Linked DNA regions of Homo sapiens: region 2 is linked to region 1. Evidence: chromatin loops called from intact Hi-C (ENCODE). Cell type or tissue: CD14-positive monocyte. All regions are shown on one strand.

Region 1 (8,000 bases):
ATATTCTCCCAGATAGCCCTACTCAATAAAAAATAAGGAGTAAAATTTTCTTTTGTTCCCAGAATCCTGATCTCTTTTACTATTACTACTATAATTCATTTTCATTATGGGCTGATCAAACCCACAGGGAACCCAGAAACCTAACCAGCATTTTCCCCAAAATATAGTATCTCTAGGACTAGGCTCTAAACAATTGACTGAAAAGTAAACTATGGGGACCTGATATATTCATAACTTGGAAACTGCCTGTGCACAGTATTTTTTATGGATGATTTGTTTTCCTAATTATGATTTGTTAAGCTTAATTCTATAGTCAGTTACCATTCCATGAGTACACACTGGGGGGATTAATGGCTTAAGAGTAATCCATATTACCAAGGATATAGACAGTCACGCACCACATAATGATGCTCAGTCAACAATGGTATACATATAGGATAGTGGTCCCATAAGACTATAACAATGTATTTTACTGTACTTTTTCTTTGTTTCAATATGTTTAAATAACACAAATACTTACCATTGTTACATTTGCCTACAGCATCTAGTACAGTCACATGCTGCACAGCTTTGCAGCCTGGGAGCAATATGCTATACCGTATAGTCTAGGTGTTTAGTAGGCTAGGTCATCCAGGTCTGTGTAAATAAATTCTGTAATATTCACACAATGACAGATTTGGATAGCAACACATTTCTCAGAAGGTATCCCCATCGTTAAGCAATGCATGACTGTGTATCTGTGTATCCTTTTTTTTTGGAGACGAGAGAAATCTTCTACACATGTGAAACATATATGTATGTATACACACAATATAGATAATATGAATATATATATTTCACATTTCAAGACTTGAGTCCTGTCCCCACAAAAAACAAATAAACAAACAAACAAAAAAACACCTAGAAAAGGAAAATCGAACCCAAATCTTGCTTCTTAGGAGAAATTAAGCAAGAAAGACGTAAAGAAGAATGATTTAAAATAAAAAAAAATATGGGGGAAATAGTTTGAGTTAGGATTAATGGTGATTACATTCATTAAAGTTAGATCTGGACAAGTTTTGAACTTGGTATAGGCTGGAGTCCTAGAGATTCTAGGAGTGAATGAGGAAGGAGAGGACCTGGTTCAGGAGCAGGGGCTCAGGAAAGCCCCCACTGGTGTATATTTGGTGATTGTTTCATCAAGTTGGAAAGAACCTTCCTTCCAGCATCAAGAGCTGAAAAAAAATACAGGTCTCCAAGTAGTGAAGCAGGAGCTCCAAAGCCAATGGACACTTTAGCCTTCTCTGAACACTACAGTAACCATGGAATGTTTTAATTCCAGTCACCCTGTGAAGTGCAGAATTCTAAGAGTGGCCTAATGCCCCACGCTGATGTACAATTCCCTCCTTTTGAGTGTGGGTGGAACCTCTGAAGATGAGGAGATATCACTCCCTTAATTATGTTATGTTAAATGGCAAAAAGTTGATTATTTTAGTGGGCCTAATATAATTACATGAGCCTTTTAAAAGCTGGCATAGGTGTGCTTTGGCAAAATGATCTGATCATCAAGTGATATAGCTTAGTTAGTCCACACACAACCACTTCCCCAAAGGACACCCCGAGTGCCAGTTGCGGATGGCACCAGATATCAGTTACAAGCTGGACCTGGAATTAGCACATCCTTCCCACAATATAATCATTTCCAGGTCATGAGCCACACTTCTCAAATAGGAGCTCACTGTTTAATGAAGTAACTCACTCCCATTTAGACAGCTCCAAACATTACGGAGTTCTTTCGTGTCTCCTTAGAACTTATACCTGTTGTACTATTTGTAAAACAAATACAATTTTATACTGTAAGAGCTGTGTCAAAGAAGTTCATTCTTTCATGTGACAGCCCTTCCATTATTTGGAGGTAGAAATAGGTTTCTCCTAAGTGTGCCTGAGCCCTTTCTCCTTCTACTGGAAATATTCCAGGCTACACTGTTGTTTAAAGCTAACACCAAACCCCAGATGTGTCTGACCTGTACCAAGTAGAAGATACTTCCTTCCTCACTGTTAGCACCTTTATTAAATGCTGCCTAAAGTTGCTTTAAAATATTTAGCTGTTATATCACATGATGAAATCATTTTCATATAACAGGAAGTCATTTCCAATCTTGTTTTGCATATATACAAATAATTTATTAGCTAATGCTAATAAATAAAATTTTCAAATAGGACAAATACAAGATGTTACTGGTTTTTTTTTTATTGTGTAATACAGGGTATGGGAGAAATGATAATACCTTTTCCTCATCCAATTACAGGTTCATGGCTGAGACCCCTATAACAAAAGAGAGATGAACAAGAGCAAAACATACAGACTTATTTAATATAAATTTTACCTGACGTAGGAGCCTTCAGAAAGGAGACCCAAAGCCCCAGGAAAAACTGTATTTGTATTGACAGTCACACAGTAGTGTGATTGGAGGACCAATGGGTGTGATCTAATGGTGATAAGCTGGGGGAACTGAACAAGGCCTGTCTGTTTGGATTCTTCATGTCCTCTCTGTGTGACATTCCTTTCTTCAGGGTATGAGGGTTATTATGGGAGGAGAGAGGTAGATGGTCAGAGAGTGGTCTTCCTGTGTTTTATGACCTACTTCAGGGAAGAAGGTATGAAGGGAATTCTAGCTTCTATGGCCCACTTCAGGGGAGTCAGGGGACAGAAGAATGTCAGTTTCTATGATCTGCTTCAGGAGAGAGGGAATAGGAGAAAGTCAGAGATGTCCCTGCTTCCACTGTTTTCTCAAGTTACTCAGTATGCCTAGGGGCTATATTTTGAGGTAGCATTTTCTGCACCCCATCTATAGATTTTTCAATTCTTAGAGTAAATAAACAAAAACCAAGATTTTTCTTCGGACCTGAAACACTAAAAGAAAAATCTAGAAAGAAAATCAGACACACAAACACCAAATGGAAGAATAAAAAACTTAAAAGGAAATAGAATCTGGCAATCAAATAATGTTGCTTTGACTCTCATTTTAGCTAAAAAGCAAGCGAGTTTCAATATTACTATTCATTACATTACATTCATTTCTATCGTAGAGAGATAAATCAATTTATTTTTAACAGCTTTGTTAAGAAATAATTTACACATCACTCAGTTCACCAATTTAAAATGTGTAGTTCAACGGTTTTTGGTATATTTATTAGCAGTGCTACGCAACCATCACTACAGCCTAAATATTAAAACCTTTCAATTTCATCCCCCCAGAAAGAAACCCTGAAATCCCTTTTTTCATAATGGTGAGGCAGAAGGCATTGTAATCCATTCTGGGTCATGGGGAACAAGTACATTGGGAAGCAGGATAGGGAAAGGGGAGCCAGACGTAGCTAGAGGAGGGTCGGTATTCTTCATCGATCGCACGGGCTTCCTGTGCTTCTACTAAAAGACAGCTTCCAGACGGCTTTCCCTAGTAAATTTCGCCGGTGGAAAATTCACTGTGTGATTCCATTTAAGCCTCATGGGAGTGTCAGGCCTTATAGAAAGGCTGAATTGTGAATCACATTCCACTACAGCTTTCTCCCTTTCCTTTCAAAAGGAGTTCAGGCTGAAGTAGAATCTAAGCACCATGTGTGTTTTGCTTCAGCAAAGAGGCAATTGTAATCCAGCGGCGCTGTGTTTTAGCTAGGCAGTTTTAAAACAAATACTTGCATTGGGTTGCTTTTATTAAGCCGCGTGGCTTTCTTTCTCTTTCAGAGACCAAAGTGTTAAAGTAAATCTAGTGCATTTTATTTTAAACGATCAGAATGTGACGAGAACGTTCATTGGCATGAAACAACTATAACAAAATCCACAAATCTTTTCCTTTCTGAGAATTATACACTCCGGATTGATCTAAGAATTGACTGAAATTGGCACACTGGACAGCTCTGTATTCGGGTCTCTCCTGCCTCATCCCTGCCACAGTTTGGGTGAATCTGGATGTCTTGACACTGGACACATCAAATACTAAAGTGGATATATTATTCTGATATTAAAAGCTTTGGTGAAAGTCCTCCTTCAAAAATGCTATTCTTCTACGTACAACTTTTCTGAAGAAACAAAGGAAAACACAGCTTCTGGTTTGTGTTTTGGTCTGAGAAGACAGGCAGCGCCTTGCTTTGTGAAGTTCTGTTCCTCTGTTCTGCCCTCTGCCGGCTGAAGGAAGTACTACTGGCACTTCGTGAGTTGCATTTATGCATTTATTTTAGCAAACCTGGGCACATTTTCTGACCTGCACAGTTAAAACAGCTAAACGCAATGCAGTGGTCAAACTTAAAATTACCAAAGGCAAATACAATTTCTTCTACCCACTCCTCGCCCTAGCCTCGTCCTACACCCACGGAATGTGGAAAGGTGATGCATGCAGGGCTGGGGGCATGACAGCTGATTGTGCAGCCTGCCTTTCTGCCAATGAAATACTAGCGTAATGATTGGAAAAGGGGTGAATTTCCAAGGGCAGAAGTTTCCCTTGGAGGTCTCAGGACTAGAACCCGGGCTTCTGTGTGAGCTACAGCCACATCGTAGGTTTCTTGGCACTGAACGTGCTGTTTTGTGGCCCTTATCCTCTGAGTTGAGATGAGCAATCTTTTCCTGGCCATGTATTGTCTCTGAGCTAGAGACAGTTACCAACTGCTACTTCTTAAAACAAAACAAAACAAAAACCTTTTTTAAAAATTAAGCAGTTTTTAGTTTAATTGCAACTTTTTTTTTTTTTTTTTTTTTTTTTTTTGAGACGGACCCTCGCTCTGTCGCCCAGGCTGGAGTGCAGTGGCGCGATCTCGGTTCACTGCAAGCTCCGCCTCCCGGGTTCACGCCATTCTCCTGCCTCGGCCTCCCGAGTAGCTGGGACTACAGGTGCCCGCCACCACGCCCGGCTAATTTTTTTTGTATTTTTAGTAGAGACGGGGTTTCACCGTGTTAGCCAGGATGGTCTCGATCTCCTGACCTCATGATCCGCCCACCTCGGCCTCCCAAAGTGCTGGGATTACAGGCGTGAGCCACCGCGCCCGGCCTAATTACAACTTTTAAGGCCTCCTTTTCTCCTGATTTTTGGATATCAGAGATAAAAAAGCAACAAACATTTGTAGAAATAGATCGCATTTAAATTACTTTAAATAGCAATACATTTCTGCCATTTACATGTTTCTTTGGGTTAACCCAAAAGTTCAAAGGTTATATCAAAATTTATAAGTTGAAGTAAATACATGTTATTCACAAACTCAACGATAAGTGAGTATAATATGAATTTAAGTAGTGTTGCTAAAAATATCAGAAGTAATGTGAAGTGAGATTTAGACTAAATTTACAGTTTAATTTACAATGGTCTTTCCACCTCTGAAATAAAAGACTTTTATTTCACTTTGATATTATTAAGTTACATTGGTTTTCCTTTCCCCAAAGAAATGGCATTTAAAATTCCTGGGCATGTGTGCACGGAGGACTTTGCTGCTAACTTGCATAGAGGAAAGCACACTAAGCGTGGCCTTGAACACAGGCTGGCATACTTCAGTGCCCCGTGGACTCAATTCATGCCACTTCCTGAGCATCCATCCCTGACTGCTCGTCTTGCTTTGAGAACACTCGGTACACATCTCACTAAAGCCTGGTCTCAGTGGATTATGCACCGTGTGAGTGCTTCTCTCCACTCCTCTCAGGGCTTCTTTTATGCAGTGGACCTTGTTTGACTCATCTCTGTGTCCTGGCAGCCAGCACAGTGCCTAGCCCCAGCATGTGTGCATGTGTGTGTGTGTGCGTGTTTCAATCCTTGTACACTGAATGAGTAAATGTGGTTCAGGCACTAGGCATTTCCATTGTCTGTTTGATGGTTGCATTTGCTCAAAGTTAACATGAAGGAATACAGGAAGATCAGACAAACTTAATAGAATTTTGACTTTTAAATAATTGACAGAACTATAAAGACTTGTGCCTTATGCTGTACTATTTGAACTCGAGAAGAGAAGAACATTGGTTGAGTCACCAGGACCAACCCCTTCTTATTATATTCTTATTTTCTAGTATGTATTCTGGAATGAGAAAGAGAGAGACAGAGACAGAGAAGAGATGTATACTATACGTAATCTGCATTCAAAAAACAGAACGTGTCTCAAGAAGAACGTGATCAGAAAAGCATTATATTTGAAGACTTTCAAAGATAGAAAAGCATAAGCCAGAAACGATCAAAATGAAAAAATAAACAATACTAGAGTTGGAGCAATAAATCAAAACCTGATTTCTTAAACTAACCAGGAAAATTGACAAATCCTTGGCAAGGTTGATCAAAGGGGAAAAAAGAAATGCTACAAATAAGTGATGTTAGCAGTGAGAAAAGGGACATAATTACAGATAAATGTATGGGATATAGCTACAGTTATATAATCCCTGATATACTCAGGGATTCAAGAAAGCATGAGAATATTTTGTACACATCTGAAAATTGTAGACACAACTATTAGCTTTCAAAAATATATACATTACCAAAATTCGCTAAAATAATAGAATATTTCAAGACAATAATAATCACAGAAGAAGATAAGGTGGTCAAAAATCTATCTCTAAAATAAGCATGAAATTCAGAAAATGTTAGGTGATTTCTACTGAATCTTTAAGAAACAAATAATTTTTATATTCTGAAACTACATCCAGGTAGTAGAAAAAGACTGCAATTATCTTAACTAGAAATAGAAATTAGACTGGAATTAGAAAAGGCTAACAAAACTCTGATACCAAATTAGATTAAAGAATACACACAGACAAGGAAAACTGGAAGTCAGTCTCACTTGTAAATGTGGATGTAAAACTCCTAAATAAACTATTAGGAATTAAAATTATAAGAATGACTCTAAAGCATTAAAAATGTGGACAAAGTGCCATTTATATGAACTATGTGTAGCTAGTTCAATTTAGCATATCAATTTTTTTATCTATGTTAACAAATGAAAGAAAAAATGTATTATTTGATTCTGAAAAAATATTTAATACAAAACCTACTTGATTTTCAAAGAAATAGCAAACAATAGACAAAACTTCTATCTTGCTGTGAATAGCAAGCATCATAATCAATGGTAAGACATTAAGTGCTTATCAATAAAAGTTAGGAACAAGATATGTTTACCTGTTATCTCAGGTATTATTCAATACTATAATTCCTAGTCACTACAGTTAATTCAAAACGTGTAGTGGGGTGACAGGAGAAAACTTCTATTATTTAAGATATTATTATCTATGTAGGACTAATAAAAGATTTAATCAAGTTGGCCAGAATAAAAATTAATAAGCAAACACAAATGGTTTTTCTTGTACACTACCCTACCAATTAGATTTTTTTAGTGCTCTTTACCATAGTAACCAATATCATCAAACAGCTGGAAATAAATATACAAAGAAAAATATAAAACCTATTGAAGACAACTATTAAACTTTTGTGATATATTATACATAGAAGCCCTGAGTACACAGAAAAATACACCAAGCTCCTGAACAAGATACCAGTTCCTCTACAGTTATGATATGAAATTAATACAGTTCTGATCAAAGGGCCAGAAAGTGTTTCCATCAGTTCTAAAATGCTGACCTAAAAATGTATCTAAAAGAGGAAACATGAAAGAAGAGCCAAGAAATCTGAGGAAGAAGAAAGGGAAAAAAACTACAGAATATGGAAACACTTTCTCCGCCAAGTATCAAAACATACTGTTAGCCCCAGAAGAAGCAGAAAAGGAGTACACACTTGCAGGCCCTGCAGGTCCCAGAGAGACAGGGCAAGAACTCCATGTTCTCAATCACATAAATCACTTTTCTTCCCAAGGGAAGGAGAGAGTTAGTATGGGAGAGAGAAGTGGGAATTCCCCACTAGGAAACATGGGACTGAGTAATAAAGTTTCTCTAACACAAAGAATAAAGTTAAAGAAATTAAAACACTAATGTTGGCACAGGAATAAACATACTGCTTATGAGAATAGAAATAAATACCAAAATACATTCAAGTATGTGTAGA
Region 2 (8,000 bases), 950 kb before region 1:
AACAATGTAGGGGGGCTCTAGCAGCTGGGAAAGATGAGGGACAAATTCTCCTGCAGAGGCCCCAGAAGAAACACAGCCCTGTCGACACCTTGACTTGAGAACCTCTGACCCCTAGATCTGAATGACAATAAATTTGCGTCACTTTAAGTCACTAAGTTGGTGGCAATTCATGACAGCAGCCATAGCAAACTAATGTAGTCACTAAAGTGCTCTCCTAAGCCTTTCTTTAATTTTTTCATCCTTTACCTTTATCATCCCCATGATTAGTTTTTCTCAACCATTCATAAGACCATATGACTGTAGCTATATAGATTTACTCACCACTCACCTTCTGACACACACTTCCAGAGACAGCCCAGGCAATTGTGTGATCTCTATTTGATTGTTTTTTTGTTTGTTTTTTGAGACAAACTCTTGCTCTGTCACCCAGGCTGGAGTCCAATGGTGCTATCTCAGCTCACTGCAATCTGCGCCTCCTGGGTTCAAGTGATTCTCCTGCCTCAGCCTCCTGAGTAGCTGGGATTACAGGCACCCACCACCACGCCTGGCTAATTTTTGTATTTTTAGTAGAGATGGGGTTTCACCTGTTGGCTGGGCTGGTCTCGAACTCCTGACCTCGTGATCCACCCACCTTGGCCTCCCAAAGTGCTGGGATTACAGGCTTGAGCCACAGTGCCTGGCCCTTGATAGTAAATTTTTTTACACCAAAAACCTTAGACTTTTCTTTTGTCATAAAAAAAGCTTAGCTTAGCAAATTTCCTTTCACATAGAGGAAATTGGAAGTTCTATATGGCACCTGTAAAGTGTGTTATATGACATATGTAAAGCCTGTTACATGGCATATGCAAAGTGTGCTATATGGTACATGTAAAATGTGTTTTGATAGCACATATAAAGCCTGTTACATGGCACGTGTAAAGCATGTTATATGGCACATATAAGGTGTTTAGATAATACACGTAAAGTGTGTTACATGGCACATGTAAAGTATGTTCTATGGCACATTAAAGCTCTTCATTTCCCTCTTTTACTTGCTTTGAATGGAATCACATTACATCTATTAGATTCCATAAGTCACACACACACATATATCCATATATCAAATTAACCATATGCAAGCTACATATGCGTATTTGCAGAACTAGGTAGAAAATGTATATTCTTTTCACTCAAGAGGAAGATATGTTTTCTGATAATATCACATATTGGGTTTACTATTCAGGGAGCTATTTTAGAAATAAATTTTATGAAAGTCAACACCCCTTTTAAGCCCTTTATACAAAGAGCAAATCACGCAAAAGATAAAAACTGTTGTGCTTATGTAATCAATTGAAAATAGCAAGAAATGAAAAGAGGTGATTGGCAAAACAAAATGCTTTTGCAATCTTGGCTTGATTAAGCCAGAGTATCATTACTAATGTTGAATGGTAATTTACCCAGTGTTAGCACAAAACGAGGTTAGGAGTTTATTTCTGAATTTTAAGCATACAGAAAGAACATTTGATTTCATTTTTGCTGCAAACTAGCAAAACTGAGATGATTTTGCTGGTTTAAAGCACCTTCTACTTCTATTGTGCATCACAGTGAGTGGTCAGTGGGTGTATCAGCCAGGGTCCTTGAATCCAATCCAGCAGGCCACCTGCTTTTGTAAATAAAGTTTTATTGGAACATGGCCACACTCATTCATTTACGTATTGTCTGTGGCTGGTTTTTTTTTTTTTTTTTTTTTTTTTTTTTGGTACAACGGCAGTTGAGTAATTGTAGCAGAGACCATATGGCAGGCAAAACCTAAAATAGTTACTCCCTGGCCCTCTACAGAAAACATTCGCTGACCCTGTTCCAGAAGGAAACAGAAGGCACACTCCAGAGGGTTTAATAAAAATTATTCAGTGACGGAACTATTTACAGAGGTGTGGACGGGTTTACGGGAACCGTGAAAGACTGGGGTACACTGGGACTAACGATAGCAGGGAGCAATTTCCTCTTCCAGGCCTTCCAGGCTGGGAGGAAGCTGTGTACCGGAACTGGGCAGAGCTGCAGGCATGAAAGAAGGGCCTGGGAGGGAAGAGAAGAATATACAACCCAGCCTCTTGTCTTAGGCGGCTCGGGCTGCTGCAATAAAAAACCCCAGACTGGGTGACTTCAACAACAGAAATTTATTTGTTCACATTTCCGGAGGCTGGAAGTCCAAAATCAAGGTCCAGCAGGGCTCAGCCTCTGGGGAGCTTTCTCTTCCAGGCTTGCAGATAGTTGCTTTGTCCTTACATGACCTCTCCTCTGAGCTGTGTGTGGTGAGGCAGGGAAGGAGGGAGGGAGAGAGTGAGGGAGAAAGAGAAAGAGGGAGAAGGAGAGAGACAGATCTCTTCCTCTTCTCCTAAAGCCACCAATCTCGTAGCATTAGGAACCCGCCCTTATAACCTCATTTAACCTAAGTTACTTCCTGACTCCAAATACAGCCATACAAGGGGTGAGAGCTTCAAGATAGGAGTTTTGAGGGGACACGTGTTTAGTCCATATCACCTCTTTACCTCTCATCTCCTGACGGTGTCTCCCCCTCTCATGGCCCAACCCGACAGGAAGCCAGAGGGTGGGGAGCCGAGATGATGCTGTCTACGTAGAGCAGCCTCTGACCACAGAGTGGGGAAGAGAAAGCTGTACTATAGATGGGAGGTGGGGAAGGGCAGGGAGGCAAACAGAGAGCAATCAAGACAAGGGAGAAGTGTAGAAAATGTAGCTGAAGAGAAAAAAAGTTGCTTATAGAACTGTCCATGAGGAAAATGAGAATATGCCTTGTTTTAAAACCTCAAAGGACTGATTCACACTCTTATTTAGTGGAAATACATCAAGAGACTGCAAGCTTAACTTTCTCACAAACACATACATCTAAAAATAGCCTTTTGGAATCTAATTTATTGGTAAGCAAAGGATTGCAGCATTTGACTTACAATTAAGGTGTCACCTCCAAGTTAATCATAGGTCCATGGTTTGAATAGCTTAGATTCTCAACTTTCCAGAACATTTAGTAAGCGCTTGTGAAAAAGCTAAGAGCTCTGAAGGATAGAGGGGTTTATAGAAGATGTGAGACTGGTACCCTAATGCCTTCGTCAGGATCAGTATGGAGCAGACCCTCAGGACTGCAGAAGCAAGATCAATTCCTTTTGACAGGAATGACCAGTCAAAGACATGATGCAAAAGGCAGCATTTAAGGTACTCTTTAAAAAAATTTTATTATTATTATACTTTAAGTTTTAGGGTACATGTGCACAACGTGCAGGTTTGTTACATATGTATACATGTGCCATGCTGGTGTGCTGCACCCATTAACTCGTCATTTAGCATTAGGTATTTCTCCTAATGCTATCCCTCCCCCCTCCCCCCACCCCACAACAGTCCCCGGTGTGTGATGTTCCCCTTCCTGTGTCCGTGTGTTCTCAGTGTTCAATTCCCACCTAAGAGTGAGAACATGGACTTTTGTTTTTAACTAAGGGAACAAAGTCCTTTGATCCTTAAGGGGGTTTTGAGCCCAGCCTCGGTGTAGTTACCATTTATATCCACAAGATGGCAGGCACGACCCGGGAAGAGCCTGCAGTAGCCACCTCTGGATTTCAAGGTCTCCAGGCTCAGCCAGCTGGTGAGGTCTCTTGAGTCTCAAGAGAGGTTAGTGGGCAATGGCTTAGAAGCTGGGATTCAATTAGTAGCTTTTCCTATGTGGGAAAAAGCATCAGATCAGAGGACAATAAAGTAGCTAGGAGAAGTCATGAGGACCTGAGAAAGGAGGTAAGCAAATTAAAGCAAAATCAAGCAAAATCTGGATAGAGGAAGTAGGGTCATTTTAATAAAGAGTTGTTGCATGGCGAAAAAATCACAGGGACAGGCGGAAGGTCGGAGGAGCCAGAACGCCGGGTTGGAAAGTGAAAGGCTAAGAGATAAACCAGGCAGCAGAATGGAGGAAGTAGGGAAGAGGAGAGGGGCGTGTCAGGACAGCCAGAAGAGGTCTGAGCTTACAGTGCTATTCCTGCCCTCCTGTCCACATCCCTTGGTATGTCAAGGAGGGTTGACTGCTAGGATGGATTCTGACTTATTGGATCTTGGAGGAGGAGCAGGAAATAGAAGGCACAGAATAAGCCAAATCCACAGCCAATTCAGAGAATGGCAAACACTTCATTTTTAAAAAATTTAGATTCAAGAGCCACATGCACAGGTTTGTACTATACTGCATAATGCTGGGATTTGGACTTCTACAGAACCCATCACGCAAACAGTGAACATAGTGCCCAGTAAGTAGTTTTTCATCGCTTTCCCCTCTCTCTCTGTCCCCATTTTTGGAGTCCCCAGTGTCTATTTTTTCCATGTTTATGTTCATGTGTATCCATTGTTTAGCTCCCACTTATAAGTGAGAACATGTGATATTTGATTTTCTGTTTCTGTGTTAATTCACTTAGGATAATGCCTCAAGCTGCATCCATGTTGCTACAAAGGACATGATTTTCTTCTTTTTATGGCCGTATAGTATTCCATGGTGTATATGGAATTTTCTTTATTCAACGCACCATTGATGGGCACTTAGGTTGATTCCATGACTTTTTTTTGTGAATAGTGCTGTCATAAACGTAAGAGTGCAGATGTCTTTTTGACAGAACTGTTTATTTTCCTTTAGTAGATACCCAGTAGTGAGATTCCTGGGTTGAACGGTAGTTCTAGTTTTGGTTCTTTGAGAAATCTCCATACTGTTTTGCCTAGAGGTTGTACTAATTTACATTCCCACCAACAGTGTGTAAGAGTTCCCTCTACCACTGTTTTTCTCTGATGCACAGATATAACTATCTCACTCCAAATGTTTTACTTTTTTTTATTTTTAAGATCCAAGGTCTTGCTCTGTCATTCAGGGTGGAATGCAGTGTGAAATTATAGCTCACTACACTGCCACATCGATCTCCTGGGCTTAAGTGATCTTCTTGCCTCAGCCTCTTGAGTCGCTGGGACTATAGGCATACACTACTGTGACCAGCTATTTTAAAAATAATTTTTAAAAAAAAATTTAAAAAATAATTTTAAACTATGTTGCCCAAGTCGGTCTTCAACTCCTGGCCTCAAGTGATTTTCCTGCTTTAGCTTCTGAAAGTGCTGGGATTTCAGGTATGAGCCATCATGCCCAGCCCCAAACATTTTATTTTGTAATCAACCTCCAGTTATGTATACATGGCCTTGGCTTACTTCAGGATTTCAATGTAGTTTAGAGGTGTTTGCATTCATTAGAATCCCCCAGACATCTTAGATACCTACTTACCCCCAGTACAAATGGAGCCCTGCTTCAACCCAGAGTGTGAACCACCCTGCCAGTCCTCTTCTGACCACTTTAAAGAATGTGCTAAAACAAATGCACTGGGCAGTGTCAAAGAAACACAATTGGACATTAGTTAAATTGATGAAAAAAGATTGTGTTCAGTAACTACTGACAGCATTAGTTTGTTTCCTAATCAGAAGTACACTCATGTTTCTCTATTAAATGATTACCAGTGTTGATAAGGGGTGAGTTAGGCTAGTCACAGTCATTTCTAAAGTTATAAAAAGCCATGGGGATATAGTTTTAGAAGTACATCTAGAATCTGTATGACATTAAATCTCTAAGGAATCTTTGAAGTACTCTAGTATAGTCTAGTTCTGTCTGAATAGCGTTGGCTTCCCCAAGAGCACTTATCTATTAGGGGTGAGTGGGATTGGTGGAAGTCTGGTTTTGATAGCCATCTTGACACAATACACATGGTCCATAAAGAGCACTGTTCTTTGGAAATGAACATACGGAAAAACACAGGTGTTCTGACATGTTGGCCAGGGTGATTTGCCACTTCATCATACTGTGGGTAGGAGTTTGAAATATCCACTGCTGAACATTTTGAGGTTTTAAAATTAGGATGGAAACCAAGTTTTCTATCAGTGGAATATCTGTATTCTTCCAGAAATTGAGCTTCATATTCTTGCTTCCAAGTCTCTGCTCCATCCTTTTTATCACCACTGCTTCTCTTTGAGGTTTTCTTTTTGGCTCTTAAGACATCTCTCACACTCTTGCCACACTGTTAGCCTCTGACTGCTCCCTTCAGTCCACTTTCCACTGGGCCGTGGCCTGCAATTCACTCCTACCTTCCTCTTCTCTGAGGCTTTTCATATCTCACTTGATATTCAATGCCGTGGATTATATTTGCATTTTTTCTCCTTTTAACATAAGGGATCCTTTCCTTCAGATCCAATTACTGGAAGAGTATAGATATATCATAACAAGTCTGTTATAAAATCAAGAAAATAGAAATAACTAGAAACACTTAGATGGAAACCCAGTTTTGGATTAGCTCAAGGGAGCTACATTTTACCAAAGCAGTTTCTGCTTTTAATCTTTGTAGTGGTTGCAAAATTCCTACTTTCTTCTGCTTTGACCTTCTTGATGCTAAACTTTCCTTTTCGGATACATGTAGTAGAGAGGGAAATTAGGGCAGAAATGATCATCTTGCATAATGTCACAAAGGAAGAGTATGAATAGCAACAACGCTCAGTATTATAAAACTGTCATTGGTCATTTATTTTTATAATCCTAATTAATTTCCATGGGGATTTTTTTATGTTATCAAGAAAGAAAAGCAAAGGTTAAACCTTGGGAAAGTATGCTAATAATTTAGCTACAGGAAAGCTGAGAAGGAAGCACACCTAAGACCGTAAAACTCTAGGCTCAGGATCTACTGATTTTAATTTTGTGATAATTCCCGTAGGATTTGACTGAATTGTTTTTACATCAACAATTTGCTTAAGCAAACCCATTCATGGTTGACAAAGGTTCAGGGTTGTTTACTAGCAGGGTCCTTTATATACATAATTGACAAACACTAATCATAAAGGACTATGTGTCTGTTTGTTGTAGGAGATTTTCTAAAGATCTTTGCCAGCAGACTTTTGCTAGTTCAGATCCAGTTGCTGTGTGTATTTGAGAATAGCAGCTGCTTTTCCTTCAAGATATTTTGTTTATTTATTATTTCATCAAATAAACATTTGACTACTTACAAGTAAATTTATTAATTTAGAGTTTTCTAATTAGCAAAATATTATAAAATTTACCGAGTTTAGGCGAATGTAAGTCACTAGGTAAATTCGCTGTAGGGTATTAAAAATAACGTTACCTGGGTTTTTGTACTGAATGCACAACTTATTAGTTGGGTGACGGTGGGCAAGTCACCTAAGTAGCCTCTTCCTTAGTTTGCTTAGTTGTAAAATGAGGATGTTATCTACCTGCTTGCCATCTTAGGATTTTGGCAAGGATAAAAAGAAATAATTTGGCCTTGCATGATAGCTCATGCCTATAATCCCAGCACTTTTGGAGACTGAGGTGGGAGGACTGCCTGAGCCCAGGAGTTTGAGGCCAGCCTGCACAACATAGCAAGATCCCATCTCTACAAAAATAAATAAATAAATAAATAAATAAAAAATTATCCAGGCATGGTGGCATGTGCCTGTAGTCACAGTTACTTGGGAGGCTGAGGTGGGAGGATTACTTGAGCCCAGGAGTTTGAGGTTGTGGTGATCCATGACGGTCCCACTGCACTCCAGCCTGGGGGACAGAGCAAAACCCTGTCTCAAAAAGAAATAATTTTTGTAAAAATTTTTTTTCTGAATTGTAAAATGTTACATAATTGTGAATACATTGGCATTGGCCTTTGGCAGCTAAATTGGATGATATAATGGTGTATTTCTCATCTAACTTCTACTATTTTCAGCTTGTTTGTAGGACATTAGAAATTGAAACTGTCAGCAAAATTATCCATTTGCATTTCCAAAATAGCACCTGGAAAAATCTCTTATGCCCAGGTTGACCATAGTGAGGCACTGAGGCTCCTGGAACTGTCTTGCTGGAGACATCACAGCTTGTGGGTGGTCAAGTGAAACAGTCTTCCTGGCCTGCTCTGAGTTCTACTAGACCGGGAAGTGTATATCTCGTGTCCTGGGTGTATCTAGTCTTC

What was found. A loop is a pair of places that touch in the nucleus more often than their neighbours do. Peaks named below come from ENCODE experiments on the same cell type or tissue, not always from the same donor. Only the 100,000 strongest peaks of a DNase experiment are listed, where the experiment ranks them.
Region 2: it touches region 1 in a loop (10-fold over the local background); 66 of 110 quality-filtered maps call a loop at or near these places.

Annotation. Positions count from the first base shown.
Region 1 is chr18:4,102,771-4,110,770 of GRCh38, reverse strand. The region is part of intron 2 of DLGAP1 (DLG associated protein 1); the gene reads left to right. Among named protein-coding and RNA genes, the nearest start is that of DLGAP1-AS4, 140 kb to the right of the region's middle. In CD14-positive monocyte, CTCF peaks have their summits at 3,974 and 4,173 (motif pointing left); no DNase peak of the experiment used is centred here.
Region 2 is chr18:5,053,493-5,061,492 of GRCh38, reverse strand. No RefSeq gene overlaps it. Among named protein-coding and RNA genes, the nearest start is that of LINC01892, 24 kb to the left of the region's middle. In CD14-positive monocyte, CTCF peaks have their summits at 3,216 and 3,541 (motif pointing right); a DNase peak (open chromatin) is centred at 3,562; H3K4me3 peaks cover 1,838 bases; H3K27ac peaks cover 1,304 bases.